Linked DNA regions of Homo sapiens: region 1 is linked to region 2. Evidence: read pairs that join two places in POLR2A ChIA-PET (ENCODE). Cell type or tissue: B cell. All regions are shown on one strand. Links, peaks and the distances in the headings refer to the core of each region. The heading gives the core; the rest is flanking DNA. Region 1 overlaps PPFIA4 (PPFI scaffold protein A4). Region 2 overlaps SYT2 (synaptotagmin 2).

The links. Peaks named below come from ENCODE experiments on the same cell type or tissue, not always from the same donor. Only the 100,000 strongest peaks of a DNase experiment are listed, where the experiment ranks them.
Region 1: POLR2A ChIA-PET joins it to region 2 with 14 read pairs; 1 of 35 experiments calls an interaction of 5 or more read pairs at or near these places.

The regions. Positions count from the first base shown.
Region 1 is chr1:203,074,693-203,079,011 of GRCh38, reverse strand. It overlaps PPFIA4 (PPFI scaffold protein A4), which reads right to left. Exons shown (of 30, transcript NM_001304331.2): 29 at 3,255-3,435; 30 at 276-2,671. The coding sequence ends at 2,622. Among named protein-coding and RNA genes, the nearest start is that of MYOPARR, 6.9 kb to the left of the region's middle. RefSeq lists an enhancer at 2,458-3,193. In B cell, for the core only: no CTCF peak of the experiment used is centred there; no DNase peak of the experiment used is centred there; H3K4me3 peaks cover 791 bases; H3K27me3 peaks cover 2,459 bases.
Region 2 is chr1:202,612,682-202,617,063 of GRCh38, reverse strand. All of the region lies in intron 1 of SYT2 (synaptotagmin 2), which reads left to right. Among named protein-coding and RNA genes, the nearest start is that of SYT2, 96 kb to the left of the region's middle. In B cell, for the core only: no CTCF peak of the experiment used is centred there; DNase peaks (open chromatin) are centred at 833, 1,659 and 2,465; H3K4me3 peaks cover 1,398 bases.

The DNA of each region.
Region 1 (4,319 bases), core at 1-4,000, 460 kb before region 2:
GGTGACAGCCTGACCAGGTGAGCGAGATGAAGGAAGACATCAGTTTCCTCTCTCCTTATCTGGTCCTCTACCTACTGGGCACATGCAACCCAAACATTAATCTATCAGTCCTGTGCTTATATAAATAAATAGTTATTGACTACAAGTTCTGAAAATTGTGACATTTCCTTCCAGAGTACAGCAGCCTTTACAACTGTGAAAGAAGCTGGAAATCTCAGGTGAGTTCAGAGTTAAAAAAAAAAAAAAAAAAAAAAAAAAAGACTGGAGGCCATTTGTACATTGTCTTAAAACCAGGTTGTTTATTGGTACGTACACACCCACACTCACACCCACCCACACACACCCATACACCCATTCCTGATGCACTGAGCAAATACAGTACTGAGAAGGGACCTGATGAGATACAGGAGGCTGGTGTGGAGGGCTCGGGTCACTGGTGACTCGCCAAAAAAAAAATATATTGACTATGAGGCAAGGGATACACCAAGACAACAGCCTTCCATCACTGTTTGCACAGAGTTCTCTTCTTAACACCTCCCTGCAACACTTCTCAAGGTGCTCTGAATGGACCCAGCTATCCTGGCACAGCTGCTGCCTTACGACATGGCCAACAGTGGCAGGAGTTGTAGAGGGGAGAGGCTGGGACTGAGTCTCCCTTACAGCCAGCCCATCAAGAGCACCCTGAAGGAGTCAGATGGCTATGCATTGCCCAACTCCACCAATCTTAGGAATCTCCATCATCTTACCATCCATTACCCAGGGATGGGAGCTGTTTATCTCCATCCAACTCATTTTCTGCTCAATAATCCCTCCATCTCCACTCCCAGCAACCTGATGGCAGGGAGGCCAGGGAACACTAAGGGAGAGCAAGGGCAGGTGGCTGCCTTGCCCAAGCCTAAGGGAGAGCCCACCCCACCACACCAGTGATGGGCCTCTCCTCTACCGAAAAGGAGCAGCGGGCTTTAAGCCCTGGCACTGCCCAGGTGCCATTGCTCCTTCTGGACTGGGTGCCCTGGCCCATTATCTCACCTGCAAGCCTAGTCCCTGCTCAGAACTCAAGGTGATCAGGTTGCAAAGCAGCTGCTCCAGCCACCTGTAGGATGGCACTGCACTGGCCCCTATCCAAGAAACACATGCCAGATGCTTTTCCTTTCCTCTCACTTTGATGAAGCCCTCGGTTCCATCATCCCACCCTGAACATAAGTCTTGAACATTTTCAGGCACCTTGGTAGGATGAGGGAGTAGGTGAGGAGCGGGTATTTCTTGGGAATAATATTCCTACCAAATCAGGACCTGTATCCCTCAGCTTGGGTTCCCATCATGCTGCTGGGGAAAGCAATGAAAATGGTGGCAGCTGGGCGGATCTTAGGAATTCCGGGAGGAGGCAGTCCCTGCCCACCAAAATAGCCCTGGATGAGGGTTAGGTGATTTGGGGACAAGCAAGAGAGTGGCTGCCTTCACCAACATTGGATTTCCTGGACCTGGGACATGAATCACTGTAGGAGAAGCTATTTTCTTCCTGGGAGGTCAGAGAAAGGAGGCCTTAGTCTGCCTTTTCCCCAAACTTGACTTTGGGCTCAATGTATATTCAATCCACCCATTAGGTTCATTTTTATAGGGTTGGGATTACTAAAGAAGTGAGGCAGAGGAGGAGAGAAGGGGAAGGGATGCTGGGAGCAGAGCTAGCAATGCATGGTTAGATCTGTTCTGCCCTAGAGTCAAGATCCGCACAACCTCCCTTCCCCATAGCCCAGCAGGAGCTCCACCCGATGGTTGGGGCAGGGGACATTCCCACTGCCCTTTGGGCTTAAGGCTACCAGAGGCCATTGGCTCTCCCTCTGGCTGGTCTGCCTATGCTTCTTATTAGGTGGGAGCTTAGAGTTTCCCCATCCTCACCCTTGGCTCAGAGCTCAGGGATCCATTTCTCTCTGGTTCTTCCCAAACTCAAATTTGGGATTCAGCTTATGCCAGGGCCTGGAATCTCTACCTCAGTCTTCCTCCTCCCAGCCTCACCATCCTGTGGGAGAATGGGGCCTTCAGTAGCCCTTCCCAGCCCCTCCCTGACCCCAAGAGAATGGGGGCAGGAACTGCAGTCACGGTGATGGGTTGGGAGAGTGGTGATGCTGGGGATGCCAAAACCAGCTGCCAGACCATTTGGCACAGCCAGACGTGGATAGACACCCTAAGATTGAATAGCCCAAGCAGGGCTGCGTCTGAAATGACCCTTTCTTGGAAGGACCATCCCAGCCTGTGGCCCAGGATCCTGGTCCTGGTGGAGGTTGCAGTGCAGACCAGGCTGGGTCCAGAAGAGGAAGGGTGGCTTCACATCCACCCTGAGCTGCCCTTCTCTCCTTCCCCCAGAATCCCAAGCATGGACAACCTGGGTGCCTCCACAATACCAGGAAACCCCAGCCACATCCACCGGACTTACAACGGACACACGGTGGGACTCGGGGTAATGGGGTGCCGAGGGGGTGGACGAATATATTCTGAGATCCAGGGCAACCGGAAAGTCACGGACGAGACTAGGAGCTGCGGAAGGAAGGGGAACGAGCAAGAGGGGTCAGGGCCAGAGGAGCCTGTGAAACCCAGAAGGAGGAAGCCAGCCCTGGGGGCCATGGCTAGTCCCGGAAGGCGGAGAGCATGTGTCCGTAGAGATAGTGGGAGTGAGCTGAGGGAGAGAGAGAGACAGGCATCGCACTGTGAGGCAGGTTGCAGGGCATCTGCGAGAGAGGTTGTAGGATGTGTGCGACAGCGGCAACGCAGCGTGCTCCAAGCGCAAAGCGCCCCAGGCCAGACGAAGCAGGAAGGGGCAAGCCAGGCAGTGCTGGTAAGCGGGACTGGAGCGGCAGGGCCAGGCCGGCAGCCAAGGGCAGGTGCGTGGGGCCGAGGGCCAGCAGCAAGGTGCCCGCGTCCCCGGGCCTGGCCCACTTACCCCGAGCCACGGGCACTCCCCCGTCAGACCCGGGGCGGGAGGATGGGGGGTCAGCAGGAGTAGGTCCGAACCGTGGAGGTCTCCAGTCTCTGCGACCCCGCCGTCCCAGCTGGGAGAAGTCGGCAGCCGCGGGAGAACACACAGAGCGGCGGGTTAGTGCGCACACACGCTCCCCGCGGAGCGTTAGTGCAGCTGCAGCGCAGGAGCGCGGGGCACCAGCCTCGGCCTCGCCCCTCTCCACCCGGCCCGGCCCTGGGGTGCCAGGAAGAAGCCCGCGCTCGGCTGGGCCTCGGCCATGCCCAGCCCGCCTGTTACTCACCTTCAGGCATGATCTTCTTTGGCGGGGCCGGTGGGGGCTGCAGGGTCCCCAGGGTGGACACACGGAAGCCCGCCGGGAGGGTCTCCGCGGAAGCGCTGAGCATGCCGCCGCGACCGTGGTGCTCCCGCGGCCGGAAGCGCTTCCTCCAGGAGGGCGCGCGGCGAAACACCTTGTCATCCCCCTGCACCATGGGGGACACCAGAGGCCCGAGGGCCCTGTTGGAATTGCCATCCTCACGCCCTGCCTGGAGGGGGCCAGTCGCTGCTGGTTCAAGGGGCACCACTCCCACCCCTTTGGAAAGAGGGAGCGAGGTCACTTCCCCTTTCTAGCCTTGAGTTTTTCCATCTGTACAGTGAATCGGGAAACCCTGCGACTCTGAAATTCCCTGTCTCTGGGTGGCGGATGGAGGGGGTGTGTGGGGCGGGGGAGAGTCTTGTTGGGTCTGCCATCCTGCAGTTGAACTGTTTCCCAGCCCACCGCAATCTTCTCAAAGTAGGCTTGGCATGACCATTCACCTTTCAAGGCATTCCTCTGCCTCAGCCCATGGGAGGTGACAGCCGGTCCCTATACACACTGTCCTGTCCTTCTGGGGCCTCCGAATGGCTGTAGCCCAGTATACCAGAAGAGTACTATGTCGGGCGGGAGTCAGACACCTGGCTTCTAATCCTGGCTCTGCCATTTTACTGGCTATGTGACCCTGTACCAGGTGAGTGACCCCTCTGAGCCTCAGTTTCCTTATCTGTAAAATGAGAATAATAACATCTGCCCTACCTGTTTCTCAGGCTGCCTACCACTAATGGGATCAGATGAGATCACCCTGTAACAGGGATGGGTCAGGCAGACCACCAAGCAGATGCAGTCTCCTCCAAAGGACATGGCAGGCAGCCCCCTGCCACCTGCCCCCCTCACCCATGCCAGCCATGTCTCCAAAATAACCATCTCTGCCACAGGGCACCCAGGGCCACAACCCTACAGGATCCCCCTCTGCACAGGCCTCCCCACCCCACACTTCAGAGCCTTTATCCACCCTGCTTGGAAGCCATGCCCAATCTCCCTCCACCCCAT
Region 2 (4,382 bases), core at 126-4,125:
GGGGCTGTAGGCCACGCTAGGGCTTTCGGCCTGTCTCCCTGGGATGGCTTTTCATTTTTGGCGACATGACTGGCTTTGCATTTTATGAAGATTGCCTTGGTGGCAAATACGGAACTGACTGGAGGCGAGCAAGAGGAGACCCAGAAGATCAGGCAGCTATGTCGGGGGCCAGTTGACCTGTGGGCCTGGAGCTCGGAAGTGGCTTGACTCTGACAGAAGAGGATGGCACTGATGCCTGGGTGCAGAAGGAACCACGCAGGGAGACACCATGGCTGAGAAGGGAAGGACCTCAAGTGCAAGCCTGAGGCAACCGAAGGAGGAGTAGTCACAGTTATGACAAAAGCAGGCAGCGGCCAGCTGACCACAGCTCAGGGGTCCAGCTCAAGGAAAATGAAAATGCGCCCTGGGTTTAGTGACCTTGTGTTCATCATCCATGACTTTACAAAGAGCTACTTCAGCAGAGGGATGGGGCAGAAGCCACAATGGAGGGGCTGACGAGTGAGGTGGACGTGACGAAATGGGGACCATGTGTGCGTGTGTGTGCACGTGTGTATATGTGTGTGCATATGTGTATGTGTGTGCAAGTGTGTGTGCGTGGTCACGAAGGGGAGAACAAGGCAGCAGGTGGGGCTCATTTTTGGTGGGTGATGTGATAAACTGGACTGGTCCAGCCTCAGCTGAGGGAAGGGGGAAATGTTAGGCACAAGAAAGGGCAGGGATGGCAAAGACTTCCTGAGAAGTCAGGAGGGATCCTGCGCAGGAACGGGAACTGGCTTAACCAGAGGAAAAGCCCTCAACTCACAAGGGGTCAGGAGGAAAGGTCTGTGGTTTGACCCAAGGTTGGGACATTTTGAGAGATTTCTCGCTTCTGCTTTTCTTTAAAATAACAGCAAAGAGAGAGGAGGGGTGTGAGGGAGCCACAGGCCTGCGGAAACTGGAGGAGGAGGCGAAGCTGGTGGGGAGGCGTTTCCTGCAGTTTCTGTGCAGTGCAGAGGGCCTGGGTGATCCTGGGGATTGATGGGATACAGGCTGCCCTTGTACTGTGGGGGGATTTTCACCAGGGGGCTCAGCAGTCGGGGGTAGCCATGGAGAAGGAGAAAGCTGTCAGTGGGATTTCTCCAGGGCTGGCGCTTTGCCAGGTGAATACCACAGAAATGCCAAGGGAGTGTGGGGAATTGCGAACAAGTTGTAGGCACCACGGACCATGGTGGGAAAAGAAGACTAGAGGGGCTGATGGTGGCCCAGGGAGGTCAGGGAGACTTCTCCAGGAAGAGCATTCTAGGCTGAGGGAGAGTAAGTGCCAAGACTGTGGGATGGGGGTCTGTTTGGTGGGTTTGTGGCTGGTGGCAAGAGGCCAGCATGGCAGGAACTGCGTGACTGAGAGCAAGGACAGGAAATGCCTGTGGGAGCCAGCCAGGGGCCAGGCCAGGCAGGGATCTTATTCTAAATGTGACAAGAAGCCACAGGAGGGTTTTAAATAGATCAGTCTGGCTGCAGTGTGGAGATCAGGCTGAGTGGAGGGGAGTGGAAGCTTCCAGATAGGAGGCTACTGTGGTACTCCAGCTGGAGGGTGGAAAGTGGCCAGATTTGGAAGGCATTGTGGGTGGTTGATGAGTTTGCAGACACCTGGGATGTGGGGGGGTGACCCCACATGGATGGGAAGGATGACCCCAAGGCTTCTGGTCTCAGCACCTGGTGCCATGTACTGGGTGCATAACTGAGAGACGGGCCCTGAATCCACCCCATCCACTCTCTGGGCCCACTGCCCATGCCTGCCTTTGACATGAGCCTCCTCAGGCATCTTCTATTCCCTTGCTGTCTGGGCAGCTATGGCCTCCTGGTTTTGTTGGAGTCTGGAAAAGCTTCCAATCTGCTGCTGCTGCTTCATGGACTCCCCACATTCCCTCTCTGCAGCTCTAAGTCATTTTCCTCTGGTGGATTCCCCGGGAATGCCGTCTGTCTTTCATAAGAGCTCGGGGATGACATTTGTTATTGGCTGTTTTCAACTCTTTCCCCGCTTTCCTCTGGAGTTATGCTCCACCCTAGTCTTTTTACTCACGACAGCCAAAGCGAAACTTTTAAAATATACATTTGTACATGTTACCCCTGCCCCCACCCTAAAAGGCCTCCCACAGCTTCTCATTCCTCTTTGGGAAAGACAAAACTCCTTGACGCGGCCTATGGTGCTCCTGATCCTGCCCTGCCCGGCCTGCCAGCCTCACCCTGAACCGTGATCCATCCACTCCAGCTGCCCTGGCCTTCTCTCAGGCTTTGGACTCACCACACTGCATCCCACCTCTGGGCCTTTGCATAGGCTGTGCTCTCTGCCTAGGCTGCCCTTTCATCTCCTCTTTACCTGGATAAATACTCACCCTTCAGGTCTCAGTTCAATCATCAATTTTTCAAGAAAGCACTTTTGCTTTCCCAGATTAATTCACGTATGCCCCATTATAAATGCTCACCACCACCAGATGGCTCTCCTTTCTTGCACTTCTCATAATTACAATTTTATATGCACTTATGTGAAGTGCATGGTAAATTCCATGAGGGAAGCATGATATGAGCTCAGTAAATACTTGAGTGAGTGAGTGAATGAATGAATGTGTCTCTCACATCTGTTCTCTCTACTCCATTCCTTACCTTCCCATCCTAGTGCAGGTCTTTACCATTTCTGGTCTGTGGAACCAACCTCCCTGCTCCACTCCCCATGGAGCTAACTTCACAAACCCCACTTATAACTGCTCAGCACCCTTCAGTGGTTCCTGCTGGGTATAGAGGGAAGTCTAATCTCCTTTTCTGGGACTCCAACACTCCTGAGATGCAGTTCTCCCCCTTCATTCCTGGCCTGCAGATTCCCTGAACCTCAGGAGCATTAAGCGTCTTCATTCCTGGCTGGTTTATTTGACACCAAGCAGCTTTACTTTGCTACAGGACCATTTCTGGACGGTCAGTCTGGAGAGAAGGCCTGCATCCACCATGAACCTTGGGTCCCTCTACGGTGCCAGGGCCACTTCCAGGTGCCTCAGATAAGGTTCAATGAACACTTCTCAGATTCACATCCAACCCACATTTATTGAATGCCCTCTATGTGCCAGACACAACCAAATTTATTTTTAAAATTTTCACGGCAGTTCTGAAAAGTAGGTATTATTTTCCACAATTTTATATTGAAGAAATCAAGTTTCACAAAGGGATTTTTGGAGTCAAATGACAAGTGGTTGGCATTCTTGGGACTACATTCAGCCTCTTCCCCCAGCCTGTGCTGCCTCCTGCCTGCCCTGCAGTGGAGAGTGAGAGGGTGGGGTGCTGCAGGGACCGTGGACCGGCTGTGGGGAGCTGTCTGCAGAAAGGGGAGGAGGACTGCCAATCCAGCGGCAAGGGTAGAATGGAGGAGCTAGGCTCAACTGATAAATGGCATCTACAAAAAGCCCACAGCTTACATTATATTAAATGAAGAAAGATTGAAAGATTTTCCCCCAAAGATCAGGAAAAAGACAAGAATTCCCACTGTCACCACTTCTGTTCAACAGTGGACTGGAAGTTCTAGCCACGGCAATTAGGGAAGAAAAAGAAAATGGAAAACTATCTTCATTTGCATGATTCTATATATAGAAAATCCTAAGGACTCCACCAGCACACACACACATGCACACACACACAAATTATTAGAACAAATGATTTCAGGCTGAACGCGGTGGCTGATGCCTGTAATCCCAGCACTTCGGGAGGTGGAGGCAGGCGGATCACCTGAGGTCAGGAGTTCAAGACCAGCCTGGCCAACATGGTGGAACCCCGTCTCTACTAAAAATACAAAAATTAGCCGGGCATGGTGGCACATGCCTATAATCCCAGCTACTAGAGAGGTTGAGGCATGAGAATTGCTTGAGCCCAGGAGGCGGAGGTTGCAGTGAGCCGAGATTGCACCACTGCTCTCCAGCCTGGGCGACAGAGCGAGACTCTGTCTGGAAAAAAAAAAAAAAAAAAAAAAAAAAAAAGGAAGAACCAATGAGTTCGGCAATGTGGCAGGGTACAAGACTGAGATACAAAAATCTATTATATTGCTATACACTAGCAACGAACAATCTGAAAGTGAAATTAAGAAAACAATTCCATTTATAATGACATCAAAAAGAATAAGATACCTAGGAACAAAAGAAGTGCAAGATGTGTAGTTGAAAACTACAAAACAATCTTGAAGGAAATTAAAGGTCTAAATAAGTGGGAAAATAGTGGAAAACTCAATGTTGTTGATATGATCCCTGAGCTGATCTACAGATTCAACACAATGCCTATCAAAATTCCAGCTATTTTGTAGAAATTAACAAGGTGGTCCTAAAATTCATATGGAAATGCAAGGAACCCAGAATAGCCAAAACAATCCT